Regions from separate parts of the Homo sapiens genome. Here region 1 is linked to region 2. A link is a contact called in ENCODE Hi-C data. All regions are on one chromosome and are shown on one strand. Each heading gives the region's core, a stretch centred on a gene start or an enhancer-like site at or near the end of the contact. The rest is flanking DNA. Distances are from core to core; before and after follow the strand shown.

The links. Hi-C counts contacts between places; a loop is a spot of excess contacts on that map. Pooled maps may share reads with other maps.
Region 1: a loop to region 2 is called in a pooled map, with 3 times the contacts of the local background. The contact joins the enhancer-like site here to the promoter of PLCL2-AS1 in region 2. A Hi-C loop is called at or near these places in 5 of 37 single-sample maps with no recorded cell type and 3 of 50 pooled maps.

What each region holds. Positions count from the first base shown.
Region 1 is chr3:17,397,768-17,402,459 of GRCh38, reverse strand. All of the region lies in intron 8 of TBC1D5 (TBC1 domain family member 5), which reads left to right. Among named protein-coding and RNA genes, the nearest start is that of TBC1D5, 340 kb to the left of the region's middle. Within about 2 kb of position 3,284, at least 3 of the 41 ENCODE cell types and tissues checked have a DNase peak (open chromatin) inside an H3K27ac peak, as active enhancers do.
Region 2 is chr3:17,052,555-17,056,948 of GRCh38, reverse strand. It overlaps PLCL2-AS1 (PLCL2 antisense RNA 1), which reads left to right and starts at 2,365. Exons shown (of 3, transcript NR_046640.1): 1 at 2,365-2,423. All of the region lies in intron 4 of PLCL2 (phospholipase C like 2), which reads right to left. RefSeq lists an enhancer at 2,340-2,529.

The sequences.
Region 1 (4,692 bases), core at 2,035-4,534, 340 kb before region 2:
AAATTAGATAAGTTTATACTTTAAACTATAAATCATTATATAAATGTTAGTAAACTTAATGTAATCCTTAGGATCTGGGATTAGCCAGGTATGTGCAGAATCGTGAGTATCTCTGGTGGCTTCTTCCAAGTACTTCTGCAGCTTTGCCTGTGTGCTCCACTCCTAGTTCAATTCCTGCTAAATCTATTATAATGTCAAGGCCTCTCGCTCTCTGATATTCATTTCTTTGCAAGTTATAAATACTGAATAATAAGATGACATGAACTACTACTAAGTTTGTAGTACATATTTAACAAATACAATTTCTTTAAAATGAAAATAATTCAGAGGAATCACAGGTTTAGAGTAAATGAAACCACAGGTAATTGGCAGTGGTAATAGGGTATGGGGTGGGAAGTTTGGGATGATTTTGGTTAGCTTGAGTTATCCAGTTAACTCAGGAGTAACCCAGTTAGGGAAGCTACTCTCAGAGGTATGGGTGATAGTGCTTGGTCTCCCTAGTATATAGGTGCAGAAAGTAGAGCACCATTGTATTAGCACACAGGAGTCCTGGTACTCAGTAAATATTTGAATAAAACAAAAGAAGGAGTTGCCTCAGTAAGTATATAGTTAATCAGTGGTAGTAAACAGGCCTTTTAAAAACAAAATGTGCAGTATATATTGTTAACTAAACTGTAAAGGCATCCCTTTTTAAAAATGCTAGGTAGTTATATTTAAAAACTTGCCAACTTCAGATTGATCTGTCTAATGAGCAGGATTATAATTAATCTCTCTACAGTTATCAAATGTAAATGAAGGGGCCACAGCGCTGGTGCCGAGTCACAGAGTCAGAGGCCATGGGGGCCAGATTGACTTAAAGAAATAGCAAACAAGAAAGGGGGAAAATAAACCTCTGATAGCCACACCAAACAGGCAGTGATACTGGGAATTTTTTCATCATTTTAGTTACGTAGTTCGAACATTTCTGCTTTGTTATGTAAGAAAGTGTTAGTTCTTGAAAACTTCTATATTTTCTGTTTTTTTCTTACAAAAATGCAAGATATATACACAGATACATATATACATATACATATACATATACATATGTATATTATACACATACATATATATGTATATTATACATATATGTATATTATACACATACATATATATGTGTATTATACACATACATATATATGTGTATTATACACATACATATATATGTATATTATACACATACATGTGTGTGTGTGTATGTACACACACATACAGTGTTTTTCTTAAAATGTATCTCTACTAGTTGATTTTAATTAAAATGGCAAACCAGTGACCCAAAGAAGGTAGCTAGGAGGCCCTATAGTTGATAGAATAGTAGGGAAATGTATTAGCGTTCTCTAGAGGGACAGAACTGTTAGGAAAGATGTATATATAAAGGGGAGTTTATTAAGGAGTATTGACTCACATGATCATGGTGAAGTCCCACAATAGGCCATCTGCAAGCTGACAAGCAAGGAAGCCAGTCCGAGTCCCAACACCTTAAAAGTAGGGAAGCCGACAGTGCAGCCTTCAGTCTATGGCTGAAGGCCCCAAGAGCCCCTGGCAAACTGCTGGTGTAAGTCCAAGAGTCCAAAACCTGAAGAACTTGGAGTCTGATGTTCGAGGGCAGGAAGCATCCACCGTGGGAGAAAGATGAAGGCTGGAAGATTCAGCAAGCCTGCTCTTTCCACCTTCTTCTGCCTGCTTTATTCTAGCCACACTGGCAGCTGATTAGATGGTGCCCATCCAGAGTGAGGATGGGGCTGCCTCTCTGAGTCCACTGACTCAAATTTTAATCTCCTTTGGCAACACCCTCACAGACACACCCAGGAACAATACTTTGCATCCCTCAGTCCAATCAAGTTGACACTCAATATTAACCATCACAGGAGGGTTCCATATCTTATTCTCTTGAAGACTCTCCCATGGCTCTCTCCACATTTAGATTAAGTCTCCTTGTCATTTCTATATAAATTTTCTGGCAAATACTTAGCTTGTGAGGTAAGGCGGTTAGTCTTATTTTAAGTCCACCAAATTATTTAATTGTAAAAGCTGAATAGCTTGTATAAATTTAGTTTACATCTTTATAAGGTACTATATGATCTAAAATATATGATTTTCATTTCAGTCTATGAGGAATTTCCTAATAATATAAAAGAAGTACAGCCCAGATAAGGTTATAAAGTGTTACTTGTTTTCTAGCTTTGTGATAAGAATTTTTGAAAAAATGTATATTTATGGAGCATCGCTATGTTCCATAATTGCCCTTTGCACTGTGGGGGACAGAGTGGAGTGGTGAATAACACAGATAGGATGCTGCCATCACAGGTTGTATATTTTAGTGTGGTGTCGGGGAGAGTGGTGAGACAGTAAGCATGTATAGATAAAGAGAATAATTACAGAGGGTGATCATTTTTCTGAAGAAATAAGGCAGAGTAACTAGATAGCTAGAAGGAGAGTAGCCAGTGGGATGGCTACTTTAGGAATAGTGATTGGAGAAGACATCTTTGAGAAGATGACATTTGAGCTGAGATGTGAAAAAATTTAAAGGCCAGACATCTGAAGAACTAGGGCAAGAACATGTAGACAGAGGGAGTAGCTAGGGCAAGGTTAGTTTCTCAATGAAAATGAGCTCAGTGTTTAGAGGAGCAAAAAGAAGTCAGTTCGGCTAGAGCAAGTGCTTTAGAGAAGGAAATCTGAGAGGAGAGCAAAGGCCAGGACAGTCTTGTAGACCACAGTAAAAAGTAAAGATTTATTCTGATTGCAATAGGAAGCTTTTGGAGGACATTGAGCAGTGGCATGATACCTACAAAGATAATTATGGCTGCTGTGCAGTGGGGCAAAGGTGGATGTAAGAATGGAAGCTGGAAAAGCAACTAGGAGTCTATTGGAGTATTTCAAGTTAGGTAATGTTAGCGATTTATTAGACTAAAAATGTAGTAATAAAGACAGGAGTAGGTAGATGGGTTGGGGATATGTATTTTATGTTTCAAAATACAAATTAGGGGATCATTATGTGTAGTTTTCTCACATTCATAAGTTTCTGTTCCGTTTTTACTGCTCTGTTTCAGATCCTTTTTACCTCCTGCCCACAGTCACTTACTTGTTTAATTGTTTTCTTGGGATCTAGTGTTTTTCCACTTCCAGTCCATTCCATGTGTTAACAGCCTAATCACTCTACTCAAAGCAGATTTATAATCACTCTATTTGCCTAATCCAGAACTTTCTATGACTCCCTGTGCCCTGAAGAAGAATGGACTTACTCAGTTTCTCTAATACATACCCAGTTCCCTTTTAGACAAGTGCTTCTGGCATTATTCAATGAACAGGTTTTGTGCTTTCCATTTTCAATGTTTTGGAATCTTTCATGCTCTCCTCTGCTGGAATGCTGCTTCCCTCTGCTTCCTGTTAGATTCCTAACAGCTAACCATTCAAGGCCTGAGTTCATCACCCAAGTTTATGAAACATTTTCCAGTCTTGGCAATTGGAAATCATTTGTGCCTAGTCTGTGTTCTATAGAATTTTCTTAATAACTTTTTAATATTATTTAATTTTGTTTGGTCTTTTATTTATTTAGGTCCATCTGTCAGTGTATTCAATACATTTATATTGATCTCCTTAGTGTACCAGGCACTAGAGATGCCAAGATAAATGTGATATGGACCCTTAAGAAGCTTACAGAGAAAACAGGAAAAAAAAATTACAATGCAGGATTATTGGTGTCATTAAGAGAAGCAGTATGTACAAGAGCTCTTGTGTTAGCCCAGATCTTACCTTTCAAACCTAGTAGTAAACCCTTTGAAGGCATGGACCTAGTCTTGTTTTTGTCTCACTGGTTATCACCAAGTTGATGCTTAATAAATGATCATTGATTGTGAATCTTATCACTGATGATCAGTGTTGTTCAATTTTAGTAATTATCTCAAACATCTTTAAATTTTCACAGACATAAGCACACTTCAAAAAATAATATTATCAACTTTCTAGTATGAGTTTAAACAAGATAATTTGATTTCATGAGCTGTGATTCTGCCATCATTATTTAATTTATTTGATCTGGATACGTCACTGTATTAAATATTATCTTCCTCTTCAGCCAATTTTAATATTCCTTTATGTCACCCTTTTTTGCCTCAAAGCGTTTTGCAATCATTTCAATTAATTGTTCTTTATCTTAACCTAATGAGGTTGTTACTATTCCCATTTTTATTACTGAAAAAACTGATAATCAAAAGGTAAATCAAGGAATTTCCATTTACAGCATTCTAATTTAGAACTTGAATTGTCTATTCTGAACAAATGTTGCCATGTTTCAAAAGCTGTAACATTAAAAGAAATTCAGTATTATTTAAAATGGTGGAAATAGTGAGTTCACGATAAAATATCATTTCCATATTAGATGCCAAAGAAGTATGTTATTTGGTCTATCAAGGTCTATTCTAAAAATATATATGCAGCATCTATAACATCATTTGCAGATTAACATATTTATAAGCTATTGCCAAATAGTCTCATCTTTTCTTCAAATGTGTTTTCCCTCTCTTGAATTAAATGATTAAATTTCTTTAACTGACTTTTATAATTGTAACTTTGACCATATTTAAAAGTTTATCTGATTGCCTATTGATATGCTGTTATCATCTTCAATATTTGATCTTTTGTATTTCTAGTTATTGT
Region 2 (4,394 bases), core at 1,116-3,615:
TTTGGCCCATCTAAAATGCCCTGTTCCTTCTGCTTAACTTATACAAATCCTGCATTCCCTCAAGCCCCTAGTTCAAGCTCCACCTCCTTTCCTAACAACAAAAGCCTCTGAGACTGCTCCTTTCTTCAAATTTCATTTATACCTGTTATCTATACCACTCACTTGGTTGTGTTTTACTGTAACTTTCCATGATGGTATAGACATTATTATCCTTTTTTTGCATCTCCAATAAGTAATTAGTATAATAACTTGTCATGAAACAAATTCCACAAATGCATGACTGTGTTTTTTCTTTAATATGTTAATATGTTATTGACACAGCACTGACCTATAATGAGAATACAGTGACCTATACTAAAAGAACATGGGTTAATTGAAGTTGCTTTATATTCCTTATTATTATAAGAAAGTTTATCTCCAAATACTGTTAAAACATTCTTAGAATGCATTTGTTCACTTTTATTCAATTATTTGTATATTCCCTTTTACAATCCCTTATATATTTATAATATACTATAGGATTTGTAGACCATAGAATTTGAGAGCTGGAAAAGCCTTAGAGATAATCTGGGCCAAATCACTTTATATTAAACCTAAGGATACCTAATATACACACATACATGTGTGTATATATATAACCTTCTGGTATTTGTATGAGAAAGGTGATTCATTTTGTCTGTGGACTTTACTTGAATTGTAGTTCTTCTCAGCTTTAATAAGAAATTATAATGGGAATTCTCATAACCAAATGGTTTATTTATGCAAGTGCCAGAGTTAAAAACAGCCTGAGAGTTACTCGTGACCCCTCTTCAGCAGAACATCTGCTGAGATGACCCTGAGAGTTGCTATTTAAATACAAGGGGATGCTTTCAGAGACTCCATGGGTTTACGAAGGAAGGAGGGAGGAAGATGTGACAAGAGAGCACAGTGTTGGGATTTAATCACAGAACAGGTACCCCGGGAAGGGCAAGTGTCCCCAAAACTTCCCTCCCCTTCATTTGTGGCACTGGGGAAATGTCACTGGTGAAAGCTATGTTCTATGCTGCTCTAGAAAGATAATTTTGCTGTCATTCAATCACACAGCTGGTGCATGCCTGAGTCTGAGCAGTCACTCACACTCTCCCTGTGAGAGACAGAGGAGAGAGGCTTAGGGAAAGAGCATGAACTCAGAAGAGGGCCTGCTCTGCTCTACCCTCAAAAGAGAAGTTCTCAAAACCTGAATGTGCTCACCACAATGCAAATTCCTGAGTCTCACTCCCAGATGGTCAATATTTTGGGAATGATGTAAAGAGACTGCATTTTCAACAAGCATTCCCAGGGGATTCTGATCACACGTATGAAAAATAACATTCGTGTGAAAGTTGATGTGGGAATCCTTCTTTTCTTTGCATGACTCTGTGAATATATGATGTGGGAATCTTAGAGCAGAATTAGGGTGAAGGTTACAGGGACGGTTGAGGTGTGGTGAGACAGCGGTTTCTAGAGACCAGTTGCTTATTTTGAAGTTTTTGCTCTGAATGAGTTGGCCTAGTTGTTGTCTTTGTGGTCATTTCCTCTGCCATCCCTTATCAGTGATGAAGGTCCTTAGTGAGGGAATTAAAATGAGAAAGAGGCCACTGAGGACCTTGCTACTTCTCTTCTTCCCTTGACTTCACTAATTATTAGTTAATTAATTAGTAAATGCCTAAAAGAAGATGTGGTGGTTCAATATCCAGTCTTTAAGAGAAAAGATGCTGTGGATTTCAAATGGGGCCTGGGAGTCTGATGCAGGTTTCCTGTGTCTCATCTTCAAAGTGTTAACTTTCCTCCTTGAAAGTAATGATGATGGGCTACAATTTATGTGTCCTGTAACATTGTATGGGATGACTTGTTTAATCTTTTAATCTTTTTCAGTAACTGTAATCCAGCCATTCCCAAATTGCTGTTTATGTAACTGATCTTAGTTCACTGTAATTTAGAAGGCATAGGGCCATCAGGGAATCACATAATCCACTGCCACTTAGAAGAAGGAAAATGAGGCAGAGAGGGTCAAGTGACTAAACTAAAGTCACACAGCAGGGACATGGTACAGAGGGCACCAGAACATGGGTCTCTCAATTCCCAGGAAAGAACCTTTCACTTCTGTAAAACAGAGCTGAGAAACATTCTGACATAAATGAGAACTGATACGATTTGGATCTGTGTCTCCATCCAAATCTCATGTTGAAATATAATCCCCAGTGCTGGAGGTGGGTCCTGGTGGGAGGTAATTGGATCATGGGGGTAGCATTCTCATAAATGGTTTAGCACCATCCCCCCTTGGTAGTATATAGTAAGTTCTCAAGAGATCTGGTTGTTTAAAAATGTATGGCACCTCCCCACTCTCTTTCTCCTGCTTGGGCCATGTGAAGATGACTGCTCCTGCTTTGCCTTCCACCATGACTGTAAGTTTCCTGAAGCCTCATAAAACAGAAACTGATACTGAGAAGCAGGGCATTGCTTGAAGATGTGAAAGCAGCTTTGGAACTGGTAATGGGCAAAAGTTGGAACAGTTTGGAGAGCTCAGAAAAAGACAGGAAGATGAGGGAAAGTTTGGAACTTCCTAGAGACTTGTTAAATTGTTGTGACCAAAATACTGATAGTGACATGGACAATGAAGTCCAGGCTCAGGAGGTCTCAGATGGAAATGAGGAACTTATTGGGAACTGGAGTAGAGGTCACTTTTGCTATGCTTTAGCAAAGAGCCTGGCTGCACTGTATCCCTGCTCTAGGGATCTGTGGAACCTTGAACTTGAGAGTGATGATTTAGGATATCTGGCAGAAGAAATTCCTAAGCAGCAAAGTGTTCAAGATGTAGCCTGGCTGCTTCTAACAACCTATGCTCATATGCACAGGAAGAGAAATGACCTGAAACTGGAATTTATATTTAACAGGGAAACAGAGCATAAAAGTTGGAAAAATTTGCAGCCTGGCCATGTGGTAGAAAAGAAAAGCCCATTTTCAGAGGAGGAATTCAAGCAGGCTGCAGAAATTTTATAACTAAAAGGCAAATACTAATAGTCAGGACAATGGGGAAAAGGCCTGAAAAGTATTTCAGAGACCTTCCTGACAGCCCCTCCTATCACAGACCTGAGGCCTAGGCAGGAAGAATGGTTTCATGGACCAGGTCCAGGGCCCAGCTGCTCTGTACAGCCCCTGGACACTGCTCCCTGTAGTCCCTTTCTTTTGGCTGATTTCTCCCTTTCGAAACGGGATTATTTACTCAATCCCTATATCCCCATTGTAACTTGGAAGTAAGTAACTTGTTCTGATTTTACAGGCTTATAGGTGGAAGGGACTTGCCTTGTTCAGATCAAACTTTGGACTTTTGAGTTAATGCTGGAATGAGTTAAGACTTTGGGGGATTATTGGGAAGGGATGATTGTATTTTGAAATGTGAGAAGGACATGAGATCTGGGAGGGGCCAGGGCAGAATAAATGGTTTGAATCTGTGTCTCCACCCAAATCTAATGTTGAAACATAACCCCCAGTGCTAGAGGTGGGGCCTGGTGGGAGGTGACTGAATCATGGGGCAGAGTTCTCATGAATGGTTCAACACCATCCCCCCTTTTGAGTTCTCATGAGATCTGGTTGTTTAAAAGAGCGCATCACCTCCTCCAACCCTCCTGCTCCAGCCATGTAAGATGGGCCTGCTTCTCCTTCACCTTCTGCCATGATTGTAAGTTTCCTGAGACCTACACAGAAGCTGAGAAGATGCCAGCATCATGCTTCCTGTACAGCCTGTGGAACCATGAGCCAATTAAGCATGAGCCCATTTCTTTCTAAATTACCCAGTCTCAGTTATTTCTTTATAGCAGTACGAGAACAGACTAATACAAAACAAAAAGTTATAAGGCTCTCAGGTTTCCATTTGCAAATATAATTGACCCTTCAACAACAGGGGTGTTAGGGGCATTGACTCTGCATGCAGTCAAAAATCTGCATGTAACTTTTGACTCCCCAAAAAGTTTACTAATAATAGCCTACTTTGGACCTGATGGATGCTTTACTGGTAACATAAACAGTTGATTAACACATATTTTGTATATGATATGTATTATGTACTATATTCTTACAATAAGGTAAGATAAAGAAAAGAAAACATTAAGAAAATCACGAGGAAGAGAAAATGTATTTACTATTTATCACGTGGAAGTGGATCATCACAAAGGTCTTCATCCTCATCATCTTCTAGCAGAGTAGGCTAAGGAGAAGGAAGGAGAGAAGGGGTTGGTCTTGCTGTCTCAGAGGTGGCAGAGGCAGAAGAGGTGGAGGAGGCAGAAGGAAAGGCAGGGGAGGCAGGCACACTCAGTGTAACTTTACAGCAATGCATTGCAATTTCTGTCTTTTTTGCTTTTTCACTTCTCTAAAAATGC